Regions from separate parts of the Homo sapiens genome. Here region 1 is linked to region 2. Evidence: read pairs that join two places in POLR2A ChIA-PET (ENCODE). Cell type or tissue: GM12878. All regions are shown on one strand. Each heading gives the region's core, and the rest is flanking DNA. Links, peaks and the distances in the headings are about the cores only.

Region 1 (9,620 bases), core at 767-8,766, 64 kb after region 2:
TACACGCCTTAAAACACAGAAATACCACCTCACACCCATCAGGGTACACACGTTAAAATGCAGAAATACCACCTCACACCCATCAGGGTACACACGTTAAAATGCAGAAATACCACCTCACACCCATCAGGGTACACGCCTTAAAACACAGAAATACCACTTCACACCCATCGGGGTACACACATTAAAACACAGAAATACCACTTCACACCCATCAGGGTACACATGTTACAACACAGAAATACCACCTCACACCCATCAGGGTACACACGTTACAACACAGAAATACCACCTCACACCCATCAGGGTACATGCCTTAAAACACAGAAATACCACTTCACACCCATCAGGGTACACGCCTTAAAACACAGAAATACCACTTCACACCCATCAGGGTACACGCCTTAAAACACAGAAATACCACCTCACACCCATCAGGGTACACATGTTAAAATGCAGAAATACCACCTGACACCCATCAGGGTACACACGTTAAAATGCAGAAATACCACCTCACACCCATCAGGGTACACACGTTAAAACACAGAAATACCACCTCACACCCATCAGGGTACACATGTCACAACACAGAAATACCACCTCACACCCATCAGGGTACACACATTACAACACAGAAATACCGCCTCACACCCATCAGGGTACACGCCTTAAAACACAGAAATACCACTTCACACCCATCAGGGTACACGCCTTAAAACACAGAAATACCACTTCACACCCATCAGGGTACACACGTTAAAATGCAGAAATACCACCTCACACCCATCAGGGTACACACGTTAAAACACAGAAATACCACCTCACACCCATCAGGGTACACATGTTACAACACAGAAATACCACCTCACACCCATCAGGGTACACGCCTTAAAACACAGAAATACCACTTCACACCCATCAGGGTACACGCCTTAAAACACAGAAATACCACTTCACACCCATCAGGGTACACAAATTAAAACACAGAAATACCACCTCACACCCATCAGGGTACACACATTACAACACAGAAATACCACCTCACACCCATCAGGGTACACGCCTTAAAACACAGAAATACCACTTCACACCCATCAGGGTACATGCCTTAAAACACAGAAATACCACTTCACACCCATCAGGGTACACAAATTAAAACACAGAAATACCACCTCACACCCATCAGGGTACACGCCTTAAAACACAGAAATACCACTTCACACCCATCAGGGTACACACCTTAAAACACAGAAATACCACCTCACACCCATCAGGGTACACACCTTAAAACACAGAAATACCACTTCACACCCATCAGGGTACACACGTTAAAATGCAGAAATACCACCTCACACCCATCAGGGTACACGCCTTAAAACACAGAAATACCACTTCACACCCATCAGGGTACATGCCTTAAAACACAGAAATACCACCTCACACCCATCAGGGTACACACCTTAAAACACAGAAATACCACTTCACACCCATCAGGGTACACACGTTAAAATGCAGAAATACCACCTCACACCCATCAGGGTACACACGTTAAAATGCAGAAATACCACTTCACACCCATCAGGGTACACGCCTTAAAACACAGAAATACCACTTCACACCCATCGGGGCACACGCCTTAAAACACAGAAATACCACCTGACACCCATCAGGGTACACACGTTAAAATGCAGAAATACCACCTCACACCCATCAGGGTACACACATTAAAACACAGAAATACCACCTCACACCCATGAGGGTACACGCCTTAAAACACAGAAATACCACCTCACACCCATCAGGGTACACACGTTAAAAGGCAGAAATACCACCTCACACCCATCAGGGTACACACCTTAAAACACAGAAATACCACTTCACACCCATCAGGGTACACAAATTAAAACACAGAAATACCACTTCACACCCATCAGGGTACACAAATTAAAACACAGAAATACCACTTCACACCCATCAGGGTACACACGTTAAAACACAGAAATACCACTTCACACCCATCAGGGAACACAAATTAAAACACAGAAATACCACTTCACATCCATCAGAGTACACACATTAAAACACAGAAATACCACTTCACACCCATCAGGTTGGTAGAAACGTAAAAGCTGGACAATAATGAGTGCCAGTGAGAGCATGTATGCTGGTAGAAGCATACCCTAGACCACAGGCTCCCAACCTCTGGTGAGGAACCAGTCCACACAGCAGGAGGTGAGCGGCGGGCAAGGCAGCATAACCACCCGAGCTCCGCCTCCTGTCAGATCGCGGCAGCATTAGATTGTCATAGGAGTGAGAACCCTATTGCAAACTGTACATGCAAGGGATCTAGGTTGTGTGCTCCTTATGATAATCTAATGCCTCGTGATCTGAGGTGGAACAGTTTCATCTCAAAACCATCCCTCCAATGCCCCATACATGGAAGAATTGTCTTCCACAAAACTGATCCCTGGTGCTAAAAAGTTTGGGGACTGCTGCACTAGAGCAATCATTTTGAAGAGTAACTTGGCAATACCTAATGCAGTTGAACTGGAACATTCTCTTCTACCCAGCAATTTCACTACGAGTTACAGCCCCTAAAGACTTTCTTGCATACACAGGAGAAGATGTGAAACAGAGGCCCTTGCGGTGTTGTTGATAGGAGAAAATACAAGCAAAGAACCCAAACAAATAAAAACATAAAAGACAATATCTAAATCCTGATTTTTTTAAAAGCCTGGTTAAACAGATTGTGATAAAATCACAAAATAATGAGCGAGAGCTTTGCACACCAACATGGAAAGAGCTCAGAAACAAAGTATCAAACAACAGGTTAGAAATATATAAAGTAACCTTTCACATAAAGCCAAAGTATAAAGGTGTGTACAAGCATGACAGACATTCTGCACAGTGGTGACATCATGGGGAGGCGCTGGATGGTGGTTCATAGTGAATTCAACGTGTTTTAGACTAGGTTTGTTATATTAACCTCTAAGACTTGTTGGATGTCTGTAGGACTGCATCATCATAAAAGAAAGCAGGCTTTCCTTCTCTATCCCTGTGATGGTAGCATCTCTGGAGTCTGTGAATTCCTTTCTGTCACAGTACCTTGTTTTCCATGGATTAGTTTTATTTGTAAACATTTATCACTATAAATATTAGAAAACATCAGCTCTATTAGTCTGGAATCTTTAACATTTGAAAAATCAAAAAGCATTTTTTTTCTTTTCTGTCTTTTTTTTTTTATTTTTTTTTATTTTTTGAGACAAGCTCTTGCTCCATCGCCCAGGCTGGAGTGAAGTGGTGTGATCTCAGCTCACTGCAACCTCCTCCTCCTGGCTTAAGCGATCCTCCCATCTCAGCCTCCCACGTAGCTGGGATTACAGGCGCACATCGCCACACCCAACTAATTTTTTGTAGAGACAGATTTTCACCATCTAGCCTGGGCTGGCCTTGGATTCCTGGTCTCAAGCAATCTGTCCACCTTGGCCTCCCAAAGTGCTGGGATTACAAGTGTGAGCCACCACACCCTGCCAAGAGCAATGTTTTATTCAAAGTTGTTTTTGAGTTAAATATGGAGATGGGATGGAGGCCACCCATCACACTTTTCATTTATCAGCTGGACATTGATTTTTAGAGCTAATTTGAGATGTTTCAATGAATTAAAACTACCCAAGAACTTTTTTTTTAGGTTGAGTTGAGCTTTGTAGGAAGATCCATCCTACCTTATTTTTTACACAAAGTTCTCTGAAATCTCCTTTGGAATCAAAAGTAACCCAAAACTACCAGGCGCAGTGGCTCACACCTGTAATCCTAGCACTTTGAGAGGCCGAGGTGGGCAGATCACGAGGTCAGAGATCGAGACCATCCTGGCTAACACGGTGAAACCCCGTCTCTACTAAAAATACAAAAAATTAGCCGGGTGTGGTGGTGGGCGCCTGTAGTCCCAGCTACTCGGGAGGCTGAGTTAGGAGAACGGCGTGAACCCGGGAGGCAGAGCTTGCAGTGAGCCGAGATGGCAACACTGCAATCCAACCTGGGTGACAGAGCGAGACGCTGTCTCAAAAAAAAAAAAAAAAAAAGTAACCCAAAACAAGTCATTAAGGTTTTTCTCGGGAAAACTGATATTTTAGAAATGAGGTTCGAGATTTTCCAACAACAGAAAGCAAATGTGCACCTGCACATCCATCGAGCACGTGCTGATGTGCTGAGCACATGGCCAGGGGTGAAAATAGTCAAATAAGAGCTCGTTCCTGCCATCCAGAATCTTCAGGATCCCAGGGGAAGTAGACGAACAGGAGACAACTGAAGAAGTGGGTCAGAGGTGTGAGGGGCTGCACAGTGGCTGTCGGGAGCTGCCCAAAGGGGACAGCTGAGTTTGGGAAGAAACTAGTAAGGAAAATGGGTGGAGAGAAGGCATTTGCCACAGTGCTACAAGTGCTGTGACTTTATTCTTATCTCTGACCCAGGTTGGAGTGCAGTGGTGTGATCATAGCTCACTGCAGCCTTAACTCCTGGGCTCAAGTGATCCTCCTGCCCCAGCCTCCAGAGGAGCTGGGACTATAGGCACGTATCACTACACCTGGCTAATTTTTTATTTTTATTTTCATGAGAGATGAGATCTCGCTATGTTGCCCAGGCTAAAAATAATTTATCTAAAGAAGAAACCAAGTTATGCGTGATAGAGATGTGAAGAAGGAGACCCTCAGCTCCCCTTCACTATGTCAAGTGCCCTCAAATGCTCAGGCCTCATGGCAGGACCTCGGGAGCTTGCAGGAGCCAAGCCCACCATCTTCAGAAGGCAGTCTCAAGGCCTTCCTGTTTGTCCTTTAGGTGGGGAGGGAGTGGCATAAAGTACTTTTCAAAAGTAGTACTCCTCTTGAGTGGAATTCTAGTAATAGAATTTTGGCCATCACTTTACATTTCCAGAGGGTTTTTTAAAAAGTGCCCTGCGGAAATTGAGCCTCAGGAAACCAATTGACTGCTTCACCCCTAAAGGCTGCCAGGTTGGTCATCGAGGCAGGAAGGAACTCAAAATAAATGGCAAGGAGCTTGGGAAGTGGAACAAAGGTGTGGATGGGGGCTGGGCGCAGTGACTCAAGCCTGTAAACCCAGCACATATTGGGAGGCTGAGGTGGGTGGATCACCTGAGGTCAGGAGTTCAAGACCAGCCTGGCCAACATGGTGAAACTCCACCTTTACTAAAAATACAAAAAATTAGCCGAGTGTGGTGGTGGGCGCCTGTAATCCCAGCTACTCGGGAGGTTGAGGCAGGAGAATTGCCTGAACCCGGGAGGCGGAGGTAGTAGTGAGCTGAGATGGAGCCATTGCACTCCAGCCTGGGCAACAGAGACTCTGTGGCAAAAAAAAAAAAGTGTGGATGGGAAGGATGGACAAGTAACATCGTGCATATTCTTGGCTACATGGGAAGCCGTGGGGAGCTGCGAAAGGATTCTAAGCAAAGAAACAACAAAATCGACTTTTATGAAAGATCAAGGAAGTCCATGGGGCAAGCAGGTGGGTGGAGCAAGGGGAAGACTAGGGCTGGGGAAGCCAAGAAGAGGCTGTAGTGAGTGGTGGTTGATGTGGGGCGCCTCTTCTTTGGTAACAGTGCTTCAGTTTCCTTTTTGGACAATCCCTTCTCCCCCAGGTCGGAGGCTTCCCATCAGGGGTCTCCCATCGGCTGCCTCCTGCAGCTGAGAGGTGAGCATGTGACACCTCCTCTCGTGCCAGGGCTTGGAATCTTGAGCAGACTGGCTCAAGGATGAAGAACAATTGGGGTCCTGTGCTTCTCCCACCTGGAGCTGCCCCGCCCTGTGCTTCCCAAGTGTGGTTCTCCATCCTACCTGGCGTCCCTGTCCTTCTGTGAGCTCCTCACCTGTGTGCCTTCCCTTCAACACCTTGTCTGCTACAAAAACCAACAAAAACCCCTAAGTGATACTAAAGCTATGTGGTTATTTAGGAGCAAAGTAAACAAAGACACTTGGCAGTGGTAACGGGGGAGGAAGATCTGAGAGGCAGAATCCACACCACTTAGGAACCAACTGGGTAGGATGTAGCAGGAGAGTGGGAGGAAAGAGGCTGGGATGGCTTCCAGGACCCAGGGAGGGAACACAAAAGGGGAAGCAGCAGGGAGTGAGCAGGAGAGGAACATCCCGACCCTGTGAACTGCCAAATGCTGTGTCACATTCTGGTCCGCAGGTGTCCATGGCCAGTGTGGCGTTTAGCAAAACATCTGAGTGGGAGACGTAGATTTTCCCGCATCAGGTGTGAGTGTTGCGGGACGCTATGGCTTTGAAGGTGATAGCCTCGGGGGAGCAAGTGTGAGAAGAGCAGAGGCTGCACGTGGAGACCCAGGGAATGCGAAAGTCTAGGGGAAGTGGACAGGAGGAGAGCAGAGCAGCAGGAAACAGGCAGGAGGGGGGTCACAGAAGCCAAGTCAGCGTGGGTTTCCAGGGGAAAGTGGTCTGCAGTGTGGAAGGCCATAGAGAAGTGAGGTACAGACTGAAAAGGTGACCAGACTTGGCAACTAGGGGGTGATTGGCAACTTCTACACAAATCGTTCTCATGAAGTGCTGCAGATGAGTTTGAGGCGTGTCATTACCCACGCCCTCAGCAGCCAAACGAAAATAGCCTGGGTGGCTCCCAGCATGGGTGCCCATGCATGCTGCTTTGCCTTGGTGGAAGACCAACCCTGCACCATATCTGGATGCCTCCTGTTATGGACTGCGTGTTTGCATCCTCCTCCCAAATTCATACCCGGAAACCACAACCCCCGATGGCACGGTATTTGGAAGCAAGGTCGGTGGCAGGTGATTAGGTCATGAGGGTGGAGCCATCGTGAATGGGACTGGTGCCTTTCTAAAAGAGACCCCAGAAAGATGACCTCTCTCTGCTATGTGAGGATACAAAGAAAAGCCAGCCTTCTGTAAACCAGGAAGTGAACCCTCCCCAGAACCCGGCCATGGCAGCACCTGATCGCAGCCTCCAGCCTCCAGAACTGTGAGAGGGAAATGTCTGTTGTCTGAGCCATCAGTCTTTGGTGTTGGGCTATCACAGCCTGAACAGACAGAGATGCCTCATTTAGGCCGAGCTCCTGGGTGGGCCACACGGGTGTGGACTGGACGCTCTGCATTTGGCCGCCAGATTTGACCCCCTGAAGGTCTTTAGTCCATTGTTGGGGCTGGTCTCCAGACTTCTCGGGACTCTGGATCCAGTCCCCAAAGACTTCTACATCCTCCACTCATGACCTACAGGGGCTGAAGCAGAGCTGGCCAGGTTGCAGAGCATTGCGGAGTGGATGGAGTAGCAAGCCCTGGCTAGTCTCTTTTGATGTTTGACTGGTTAAGGGAGGGTGTCCTTACGGGAGAATTTATAGTGCTATTAATTTAAAAATAAACTATAATAATATTTTATAAGTAAGTTTGTATATTTTTTCATTTAACGTGATAATATCTTTTATATGACTTTATAAACCACTCCTTATAACATAGCTTGAGTGAGTGCATACGATTCCACTGTAATCTCTCTCAAAGCTTCCGAGGGCCACGGGAGTGATGTGAACCCAAGGGGCCGAGGGTGCAGGGCAGGGCTCTGGGGAGCAAATGTGAGTTCAGGCTGGACAGGGCTGCTGCTGGGGATGGGGGACAGCATGGTGTCAGCAGCCACATGGGATTAGGGCGACTTGATGGGTCTCAAACACTCGGCCTGCTCCCCGCTGAAGACATATGCTGAATGTTGAGGCTATGCCAGGCAGGAAGAGAAAACGCTAAACTAATCGTGTTTGAATCTCATCGTGGAATTTTCTGCAGTTTCTCAGTGTGAAGACAAGGCCTTGAGTTCAAGGGCCGGGAAGCCCACCAGGTGCTTGTGAAACTCCTCGAGAGCCACACTTGTCACCTTCATGAGCTGAGTAAGGCTGGGTTGCAATTTTGGTATCCTCGGTTAACATCAATTCCTCCAAATCTCCACGTCCCCTTCCTTTTTAGGATTTCTCCATCAGCGATTCTCTCCGTCTTGGCCGCTCTTCCCCATCTCTGTGTCTCCTCGACCCATCTGTTTCCCAGGTCTCATTTCAAAGGCCACTTCCTCAGGGAGACTTTCCCCAAGCCTTCCCCTGTTCCCATCTGATCCCATCTGTGTTTTGTGTGGTCTGAGGTCATCATTCCCTCCACCTTTCCCTCACAACACCTTTCGCCATTTGTAAATGTCCTGGATATGTTTGCTGGATCGTTTGAGTCATGCCTGTCATGTGATAAGATCACAGCCATATCGTTCTCAACTTTAGTGCACTGAAGAGTCACATGGTGCCAATTAGAATTCAGATTCCTGGGCCTTAACATGAGATGTTCTGATTCAGGAGGTCTTGGGTCAGGGCCACGAATCTGCATTTTTCTGGTCCAGGATCGAATTCAGGATCACATGTTGCATTTAGTTGTCATGTTTCTTTCTTTTTCTTTCTCCTTTTTTTTTTTTTTTTTTTTTTTTTTTTTTTGAGACGGAGGCCCAGGCTGGAGTGCAGTGGCGCAATCTCAGCTCACTGCAAGCTCTCCCAGGTTCATGCCATTCTGCTGCCTCAGCCTCCCAAGTAGCTGGGACTGGTGGTGCCTGCCAACACGCCCAACTAATTTTTTTGTATTTTCAGTAGAGACAGGGTTTCACTGTGTTAGCCAGGATAGTCTCAATCTCCTGACCTCATGATCCGCCCGCCTTGGCCTCCCAAAGTGCTGGGATTACAGGCGTGAGTCCCCACGCCTGGCCAGTTGTCATGTTTCTTAATTTTTACTTAATCTGGAACAGATCCTCAGTCTTCATTTTATTATGACCTTGTCACTTCGTGACGACCTTGTCACTTTCGAAGAGCGCTAGCCAGTTATTTTGCAGAGTGTTGCTCAGTTTGTCTGAGGGCTTCGCTATGCATTTTGGGCAGGAAACCCCAGGAGGGATGCTTCTCTGTGCCTCAGTCGGTTTGTCCTGTTCCTGCTGATGGTAACTCTTCTCACTCGGTCAATAGGGTGTCTGCCAGGTCTTTCCACTGGGAATTCCCTTTTCCCTGTGTAATATGTATCTACGTATGGAGAGATACTTCGAGGCTGTGTGAATATGCTGTTCCTAATCAAACTTCCCCCACAAGCTTAGCATCCATTGATGGTTCTTGCTGAATTATTATGATGATGGGTGCCAAATGATGACTGTACAACTTCATAATTCTGCATGTATTACTTGTGATGCTACTGCAAGGAAGAGCTTTCGCTATTTCCCATTTATTTAAGCATTCAATTCTTTCTTTATGCCAGATGGAATCCTGATTTTCCATTTTATTCTATGAATTATAATTCATTATAATCATTACTTATGATGTTCAAAATGTCACAGATTTGGCCATTGGAAAACCCTTCGAGTTTTAGAGAATCTGGTAAAAATGCTATTTCCCAAACGTACCTAGGCTGGTTCTTCTCTTGCTCACTCCCCTTCAGTGTGGCTATGTCATTTCTTTTTTTTTTTTTTTTTTGAGACGGAGTCTTGCTCTGTTGCCCAGCTGGAGTACAGTGGCGTGATCTCGGCTCATTGCAACCTCCGCCTCCTGGGTTCAAGTGACTCTCCTGCCTCAGCCTCCCGAGTAG
Region 2 (9,620 bases), core at 573-8,572:
AATGAACAGGACATCAATCACTCTGGAATATTAGCACCTTAAAGATGTCTTTAGCAGGTCAATAATCTTTTCGCCTTAGAAGGACTTTATCAGATCTTGTCTAAAGCCAGGATAAAAGCTCTGCATTAAGTACTCCTAACAATTGACAGTGTATCCCCACCACACAAAGCTGTTTTCTTCCTTAGGGTACAATCCTCAAGGTCACGATTCTTTGCAGCCTTCCAGAATGACAAAGGAGCATTACCTCTGGTCAAACAAGCTGTCAACACAAACTTTGTCATAGCTCAGATAAAGAAACTGGCAGAGAGTGATAATAAGGTCTAATTTCCCCTCCCTCCCAGGGGAGGTAAATAGATTTCAAATCAGTCTAGAAGCCTATGCATGGGAAGCCAGGTTATCTTTGGCCATACAAAGGAGAAAAGACTCACTGTAAATTCATCTAAAGGTTCATTGATCTCGATGTCTAACACTTCATCAGTGTAAAGCTGCTCCTCCTCTGGCTCTTCCACATATTCTATTTGGTCTTCTGTCAACTCAGCTTCGTGGCCTTCATACTGTCCTTCTTCTGGGTACTCTTGAGTATACAATTCTGATCCATCAGATTTGTGATAAACCAGTTCATCCTCTCCTTGTTCTTGTTCATACTCAGATTCCTGTTCTCCAGATTGGTCGTTAGTGTTGTCAGAGAGTTCAAATGATGTAACCATGCCAGATGTAGCATTCAGACTAATTGTAACACCCTGAGAACTAGAGAGGACGAAAATAAAAAAAAAAAGCACCCAATGAAGAGAGGAGCTCAAACTAAATCATTATATAAATAGCTGTTACAAAGATTTAAACCATGACTGATAAAAAGTTATTCCAGTTACTGACAAATGCACATTAACTCCAACAGTACTCAAAATGCTATACAGAGCCAGTGCCCTAAACCCTTAATGCGTACAGCAGAGCTAACTGTGCTATATGGAGCCGGCCACAGACTGGCAATGCATATAGCCCCTCTACTTATCACCAGCTGCAGGTTATTTGACCAAATGAATTAAATCAACCACAGATGAAACACATCTGAGTGGCAAAAGTCCAAGACTGAAATCAAATAGCCTATATTTCATTCTAATTTACAAAATGAAATAGACAGAAACTGCTAAGAGTTCAAAGTAAAAACAGGAGTATTATTCTATAAGGAGAAAATCAGAATCGGAATTTTAAGAACAATTTTTTTCTTACATCTGTGATAGAAATTATAAACTCCTGTTTAAGAAAATCAAAATATTAAAAATTTGTGTGAAAATACATTTCAGTGTTCAAATAAATAAATTTATATTAGTCACAAATATCTTTAAAAATTGTTCATAATTTCTAAGTAAAATAACAAAGGTTTTGAAACTGCAAAAAAAACATGTTCCACCTATTAAATCACAACAGTTAAATACCAAACAATAAGGTGCAAGATAACATTTCCCATGTAAGATCGTGCAAATCTGTGTTCACACATAGCACTCAATCCTAACAAAAAATTAATACACCTCTTAGACTTCAAGATACTGTGTCTAAAAAACTTCAATGATGTATTTCTAAAAGACAATCTAACTCAAAAGATTAAAATATAACAGTGATGTCAAAGAATGGAATTGGGAAATTTATCTGACTGGTAGAATAATTTAAAACTTATTTTTACCTGTAAAAATTACTTTATGTTAGAAAATCTGTTACAAATCCATGGCTCAATAATAAATGGCATATATTTGTTAATTACATTTATAACAAGAGCTTGTCTACATTTTCCCGATGTTTCCTCATAAAATAAAAACTATTATTCCACCTACCAGTGTGTCTCTCCTCTTTTAATATAGCTTACTATATGTCAACAGAAAGACATTCATCGTATCAGTCAACTAGAGTCTAAAGTAGCACCTCCCAAAGTGCCCAAAATGGTAATTCAGTAAATGATCTAAATCAACTGGCTAAAATGAAGACAAATGCAGCAGTATCGAACTGCAATGGTGTTGAGAGTCCCAAGCCACTGCCCTCCATCCGAGTAGAGGAATTCTTTAGAAAAGCAGCATATATCCATACTAAATCTTCATAACCTGCACTGAACAGAACTCACAGGGATCATTAAATGAAAGACCTACTGATTTTTTGTTTTTTGTTTTTTTTTTTTTAAGACGGCGTTTCACTCTGTCTCCCAGGCTGGAGTGCAGTGGCACAATCTCGGCTCACTGCAACCTCCACCTCTGTGGATCAAGCAATTCTCCTGCTTCAGCCCTCCAAGTAGCTGGGACTATAGGCGCGGGCCACTACGCCTGGCTAATTTTTGTATTTTTAGTAGAGACAGGGTTTCACCATGTTAACCAGGCTGGTCTCAAACTCCTGACCTCAAGTGATCCACCTGCCTCAGCCTCCCAAAGTGCTGGGTTTATAGGCACGAGCTACAACGCCTGGCCAAGAACTGCTTATTTTAAACAGCTGCTCTGTTTACAGAACATCCATATGGCTTCTACAGTTATTACTAGTATTCCATTTAGAATGTAATCATGTGTTAAAGATATAAGGCTACATTATTCAATTACATTCCATTATAATTATAAATAACAGTTCCTATCAATTTAGTTAAATAAAGAACATTTATAATGAGGTAATATTGAGTACCTGAAATTTTCTTCATCTTCATTATCACTCTGCAAAAGATCATCATTTAGCTCTTCATCTGACAAATCCGACTGATTCTAATTAAAATAAGAAATATAATTAATGTGTGTCACTTCCATAAAAAGACTTGTTAAAAAGCACAAAATTACACTGACTGAATTGTTCCTAGCCTTATATTAAAACGTTTGCCACCCGGAAGGCTTTCTGGTCACCAGTGGATAATCAAGAAATCCCACACAAGGCATGTGGATCCCTCCTGGGCTCAGCTTCAGGTGCCCAGGCAAGTTAAATGTAAAAACACCAAGTGTAACGATCACATTTATTCTCACACAAAAGAGAAAAGGTAAGAAGTCCATTGGTGGAAGCTTACGAACAAATAATATTTCCTTATAATACACAAAAAAAGAAAGATATCCTTAAGGTACTACTAAATTTAACATGCTAATATCCAAAACCTAAAGATTTTTTAAACAACACAAAAAGTGTAATTTTAGAAATAAGATTTAAATAACTGAATCATTAAATTGAAATGAGACTATAAAACTTTGGTTTTTCCAGTACAGATCACGTATGAAAATAAATGTTAGCAGCTCAGTTCCCCACTCCTGTTCTTGATGGTACTCCTACCTATAAGGAGAGAGAGCCTAGCTATTCTGTCAAGAGTTCCAGGTTTTCTTAGGTTATATATATTTGAGCATCTTAGATTAGGTTGGGGGGGTGTTATTCACACTGTCTCACTACTTATTCACACTACTTCACACGTTCCTCCCTTTTTAAAATTACTTATATGTATAAATGGTATATGTAAATTACTACTCCCTTCACGAAAGCCAGTCAAAGCCACACACACACTGTCATTCACACATATTCATTCTTAAAAAGTAAAGACAGAAAAATCAACTTGCTTTTCTTCTTAAAGGTGAACAAACAAGCAGTCTTTTTCTGGTAGTTACACCTTATAAAAACTTACCTGTATACTTTATTACAGTATTTCTGATAGCCAAAAATAATCTTATTAGCACTTCTTAGTCGCACAGGACTCAACCTAATCACTGACACCACAATAAGATAAAAATAAAATAACACAGGATACATACTCAGTTTATTTGCAGAAGGGAGAACAGATATGTGTGATAACAAAACGGACTGCTTAACTGACAGAAAATGAAGTTTCTGGCTGGGCGCAGTGGCTCATGCCTGTAATCCCAACACTTTGGGAGGCCAAGGCAGATGGATCACTTGAGGTCAGGAGTTCAAGACCAACCTGGCCAACATGGTGAAACCCTGACTCTACTAAAAGTACAAAAAATTAGCCAGGCGTGGTGAGGGGCGCCTGTAGTCCCAGCTACTCGGGAGGCTGAGGCAGGAGAATTGCTTGAAATCGGAAAGTGGAGGTTGCAGTGAGCCAATGCACTCCAGCCTGGGAAACAAGAACGAAACTCCATCTCAAAAAAAAAAAAAAAGAAAAAAAGAAAATGAAGTTTCCGTTAGGTGACCATATAATCTGTCATCCACACAGGGCCAGTTCTGAGACTGAAAGGAAATGCCATTATGAAAGTGAGAGCTATGAGCCAGGCCTACCACAGACAAACCTCAGTTTGGCTGTCCAACTCAGTAAATAAAACTTCAGGAAAGCTTTAAAAATTAATAATTCAATGAGAGACAAATTTCATTCGAGAGGCTGTTTCTCTGAGCTTTTTAGTTAAACTCTTAGTATTTCTCAAAAATCAATGAGCCAAGAAGGCATCAAGCAAATAGAAAGGGAATGTGTACTGTGGTGGGTGAGCCCTCGTGGGAGTCAAATCTCCTTTGAGGATTATTCAACTTTCCTCTCTGGCTTTTAAACCTACTAACAGACACAGGAGGTGATAAGCACAATATCCACTTCACTGAGAAAGCTGGAATGGAGAGCTAGGCTACATCCTTGAGGCCAAAGCTGATTTCAACACATCCTAAAGAACTGGAGCGAACAGTTTTCTCGGGCTCCAGGGGGTTCTGCTCAGGATGGTCTGCAGGAAATCAGGGCCACAGATCCCAAGAGATGAAGATAAAGTGGCCACAGATGCTAGTGAAATCCTTTCTCTCAATCTTTCCAAACAGGTCATTTCTCCCATGGGGAGAGAAACAAGTATGAAAGAAAAAGAATGGTTCTCTCCAATACTCCCAAGAACATAAAACCTTCATGGAATAGCCAGAGTTTAAAAATGGGAAGAAAATGGTTCCCAAAACATTCTCCAACACAGGCATCTATGAAACAGAGCCACCTCAATGTAACAGGAGAATGTCTGTCCAACACGAGTTGATGAAGTTAAATACAAAAGCTGAAGAAGGAACTGCAAGCTGGCAGCCAACTTCCACCTCACTCTTACCCACTTCCTAAAAGCTCTAGCCTGGTCACGTCAGCCTGCTTTAACCTCAGTTTGAAACCTTAATTATTTAAAACTGAGCACTAACAACCTTCTTGACACGAATGAACTTGTCCCTGACAGTCTGACCCGTGTGCCTTTCTCAGTACTATGCGCCTCCCTCGGGCTATCTGCGCCTTAGGAGTCTCTCCAAGCAAAGGCTCATCATTGTGCATTTCGTGGGGACCCCAGTGGGAGAAAAAAATTGTTCAGGTAGCCAGTGTACTCATCATGTGAACTCCATTCATAGACCCTGTAGTAATTAACTCGCTAATAAACACGTGAAAAAAAATTCCATTCTCACTAGAAATCAAATAAATAGAAATTAAACCAAGCAGAAATCATTTTTCATCTATCACACTGACAAAGATTCTTTTTAAAAAGTAGTATCGAACAGGGAATGGAAAATTGAGGGCAATGCTTATTCCCTGCTGCTAGGAACATAAGTGGATCAAACATTTCTGGAAGGTAAATTGGCAATACAAGACAAGAACCATTAAATGTTTCCACCCTCAGGCCAGAATTCCTCTTTACAGAAACTTCCTAAGAAAAAAATCCCAAAAGCATAGTAAGATTTGTCCATTAAAATATCATCATAATGCTTGAGATTTACATCAAAATGATTCAGGAGGTAGGGAGTGAGTGCGTAAACAGGAAGCAAAACAGCCTTTAACTAAAATTGCTGAGGCTGGACGACGGACACCTGAGAGTAAACGATACTGCCCTCTCCTCTTTTGTGTATGCTTGAGATCTTCCACAAAAAGGGTTTAAAAAAAAGTCATAAGCAATGAGCTGGAAACAACCTCAATGTACACAGGAGTGACTAGGGACACTGTAGCATATACAAACATTCAATGTTATGTTGCCATTATAAAATATTTTAAAATAACCCTAATGACAAGGGAGAAATGCCAATGATACAATGTTAAATTAAAAAAAAAGTAACGTTTTATATCTATAATTCTTTTTTTTTTTTTTTTTTTTTTGAGACGGAGTCTCACTCCGTCTCCCAGGCTAGAGTACAGTGGCGTGATCTCGGTTCACTGCAACCTCCGCCTCCCAGGTTCAAGTAAACCTCCCGAGTAACTGGGATTTCAGGTTCATGTCACCATGCCCGGCTAATTTTTGTATTTTTAGCAGAGACGGGGTTTCACCATGTTGGCCAGGCTGGTCTCCAACTCCTGACCTCAAGTGGTCCACCTGCCTCAGCTTCCCAAAGTGCTGGGATTATAGGCGTGAGCCACCATGCCCAGCCTATATTTTGGTCATATTTAAAAACACATGGGAAAAGAATAAAAGACAGATGGCAAAATGTTAGTCACGACTGTTTACATCTTTTTAAGGCTTTCTTTTTTTATATATTTTCAATGCCTTGATTCCTATAAGGTACAATGCATTTATTTTATGTTAGGAAAGAACAGAGAAGAGGAAATGAGAGACACATCTCCTGTTCCAAAGTAAACACACTTCCAAAATGTCCAAAGCAGATACAGCCCCTCCACTGAGGCGTCGGAATGCACTGTCACTGGGCATGCTCCGGTTCCAGCCCACATGAGCAACTTACAACAATCAGCTCAACTGAGAAAAGTAAGATGACTTCCCCCAGAACAGTCAGCATTACTGTCCAAACCAAATAGTATTTCTCCATCTTTATTGATAACAGTCCTGACCCCAAAGCTTTTATGAGAGGAGGTCACATGTAAATCAAAAGGGAATTATCACAGCTTTCTGGAAAGAAACACAGGGCAAACCATGACATGAGGCTTGCCTAGAGATAGAAATCCAACCTCATGGCAAAGTATTTTACTACATTTAAACCTTTTAATATCTAACTTATTCTCCATTAAAGCATCTTAAATACGAAGAAAAAAGTAGCCACTTTAGGTACAAAAATACAAGTGAGAGCACCTAGAAGAGTATGCAAAATAATTCCCCAATAGAGTATAAAAACAGGAGCCTTTTCCCCCAGTGACCATGACAAAGAAGGACTGAACATCCCACTCACACTCCAGACGTCACACTACAAGATGGACCAACTACGAGGCTCTCTCACTGGGCTTTCATGTTCAACTTATACGGATGTATTTCAGTTTACTCCTATTAAATCAGGTGGATTTACAACTAACTAACCACACTAACTCTTAAGTGTTAGAAGTGATGACAGAGCCATCTAAAGGAGGGAAAGCAGGGTTAGGCCAAAGCCAGGCGACCTGCAGGCTAATGATGCAGTAATCACTTCTAGAAGCTTGCAGTGAGCCAAGATGGTGCCACTGTACTCCAGCCTGGGCAAGAGTAAGACTGTGTCTCAAAAAAAAAAAAAAAAAAAAAAAAAAAAAAAACTAAGCCTAAACTATCTTGATAATGAGAACAGAAAGTGTTTTTAAACTGTTAATAAAATTTAAAAAATGTAGTATTTCACTTTCTCGCTATACATTCTACTTTTATGTGTTTTATAATGTCCGAAATATACTGGTAGGGGTGTGTGTGTGTGTGTGTGTGTGTGTGTGTGTGCGCGCATGCGCGCGTATATACACGTGTGTATGTATATATGTGTGTGTATATATATACACGTGTGTATGTATATATGTGTGTATATATATACACGTGTGTATGTATATGTGTGTATATATACACGTGTGTATGTATATGTGTGTATATATATACACGTGTGTATGTATATGTGTGTATATATATATACACGTGTGTATGTATATGTGTGTATATATATACACGTGTGTATGTATATATGTGTGTATATATATACACGTGTGTATGTATATATGTGTGTATATATATACACACGTGTATGTATATATATATGTGGGTATATATACACATACACACACACACACACACACACACACACACACACACACAATATATATAAATAGATATACAAATTTTTTATTTCATCAAAAAGATTTAGAAAAACCTACATTAGGTTTTAGACTTTTATTTATTTTAATGTTTATTATATTTGAGTATGTTTACCTTTAAGCTTATCTCTGAATGCCTCCAAAAAGTGAAATCCAGAACAAGTATGCAAAATATTCACCTCCAAATGTGACTTTCTGTTATGGCAAGGAATAACTCTATGTTAACGCTGTCACAATCCAGTAACTGCCAGAGTGCCTTGGACAAAGTAGGAACTAATCTTCAAGGATTTATTTCTTGAGTTATAATTACCAGAGAATTTACTAATAAACAGTCAATTCCCTGCGCACTTAAAAAATAATTCAGTTTACAAAATTTTAATCTATACCCAACTTTCCAGTAATGAAACCCATGTATAAGTGATTACTGCTGTATGTTAAGTATAATTAAATGACTAGTATTTCATCTCAGAAGGACATAAACTTCTTACCTTTTTGCCAGATAGCAAATCTTCTCCAAGTAAATCATCTTCAAGTTCACTTGGGAGAAAAAAAAGAGACATGTCAATGATTATTCCCATAAGACTTGCAAGTTTGTAGATCACTTGGAAATTTACCAAGAACTCTACAGCTCAGGTACCTTTTTTTTTTTTTTTTTTTTTGAGACAAAGCCTCACCGTGTTGCCCAGGATGGAGTACAATGGTGCAATCTCAGCTGACTGCAACCTCTGCCTCCCAGGCTCAAGCAATTCTCCTGCCTCAGCCTCCCAAGTAGCTGGGATTACATTATGCCCGGCTAATTTTGTGTATCTTTAGTAGAGACGGGATTTCACCATGTTGGCCAGGCTGGTCTCGAACTCCTGACCTCATGATCCGCCTGCCTTGGCCTCCCAAAGTGTTGGGATTACAGGCATGAGCCACCATGCCCGGCCAGCTTGGATACTTTTACATTAAGTTTGCTATGCTTTCCTCTTTCTTTATTAATAATAAAAATGTATTTTCAAATGCACAGAGAACATTTTATCTTTTTAAGTATGGGGAGGCTTTGCTATAGGTAGTGCCTCACTATACTTCTAATCTTAGTTTTGTACCTTAATATGGGATCTTAATCTCTTTGGGTCTGTTGAATAATCAGTAAAAGCAGAAACTGTAATATAGTAAGTCATATCTAAGCTTTCTCCTATCTTTAAAAACCTTAATGAAGAAGGAAAAGATGCACAATATAATTGATTAGGAAGATAAAAACCAAAACCACTAGAGACCGTTTGACATTCATCAAACCAAAAGAAACTGAAAAAAAAAATAAATTTTAAAAACGAACGAGAACATAAAATCAAATCACAGTAACTAAGGGAAATTAGCTTTGTATAACATGGATGTCGTATCAGTGATTTGCAATTTTTTCTAGCATATTTCTGTTTTAAATGATTAGAAGCCGGCTTTCTCCCTATTTTTACAACTAAAACAGAAACCCTTAGCAAATAAAAAAGCTGAAGACATTTTCCACTGCATTTATTAGAAACAAGATTTTTTTAGTTGATAAAAATGGCTACCACTAGATCATGTTTTTAATTCTGGGGAAATCAATCTCTTGGAAGCAAATATCATTAAAAGTCAACATACAGAAATATACAAAGAGGAAATACAATTAGATGGACTGTAACTCTAGGTGCCAATACTCATGGAGATT

What was found. ChIA-PET counts read pairs that join two places held together with the same protein. Peaks named below come from ENCODE experiments on the same cell type or tissue, not always from the same donor. Only the 100,000 strongest peaks of a DNase experiment are listed, where the experiment ranks them.
Region 1: POLR2A ChIA-PET joins it to region 2 with 11 read pairs; 3 of 35 experiments call an interaction of 5 or more read pairs at or near these places.

Annotation. Positions count from the first base shown.
Region 1 is chr7:155,607,445-155,617,064 of GRCh38, reverse strand. No RefSeq gene overlaps it. Among named protein-coding and RNA genes, the nearest start is that of RBM33-DT, 32 kb to the left of the region's middle. In GM12878, for the core only: no CTCF peak of the experiment used is centred there; no DNase peak of the experiment used is centred there.
Region 2 is chr7:155,671,717-155,681,336 of GRCh38, reverse strand. It overlaps RBM33 (RNA binding motif protein 33), which reads right to left. Exons shown (of 18, transcript NM_053043.3): 3 at 8,422-8,470; 4 at 2,653-2,729; 5 at 429-747. Among named protein-coding and RNA genes, the nearest start is that of RBM33, 32 kb to the right of the region's middle. RefSeq lists an enhancer at 4,032-4,081. In GM12878, for the core only: no CTCF peak of the experiment used is centred there; a DNase peak (open chromatin) is centred at 4,187; H3K4me3 peaks cover 505 bases; H3K27ac peaks cover 1,960 bases.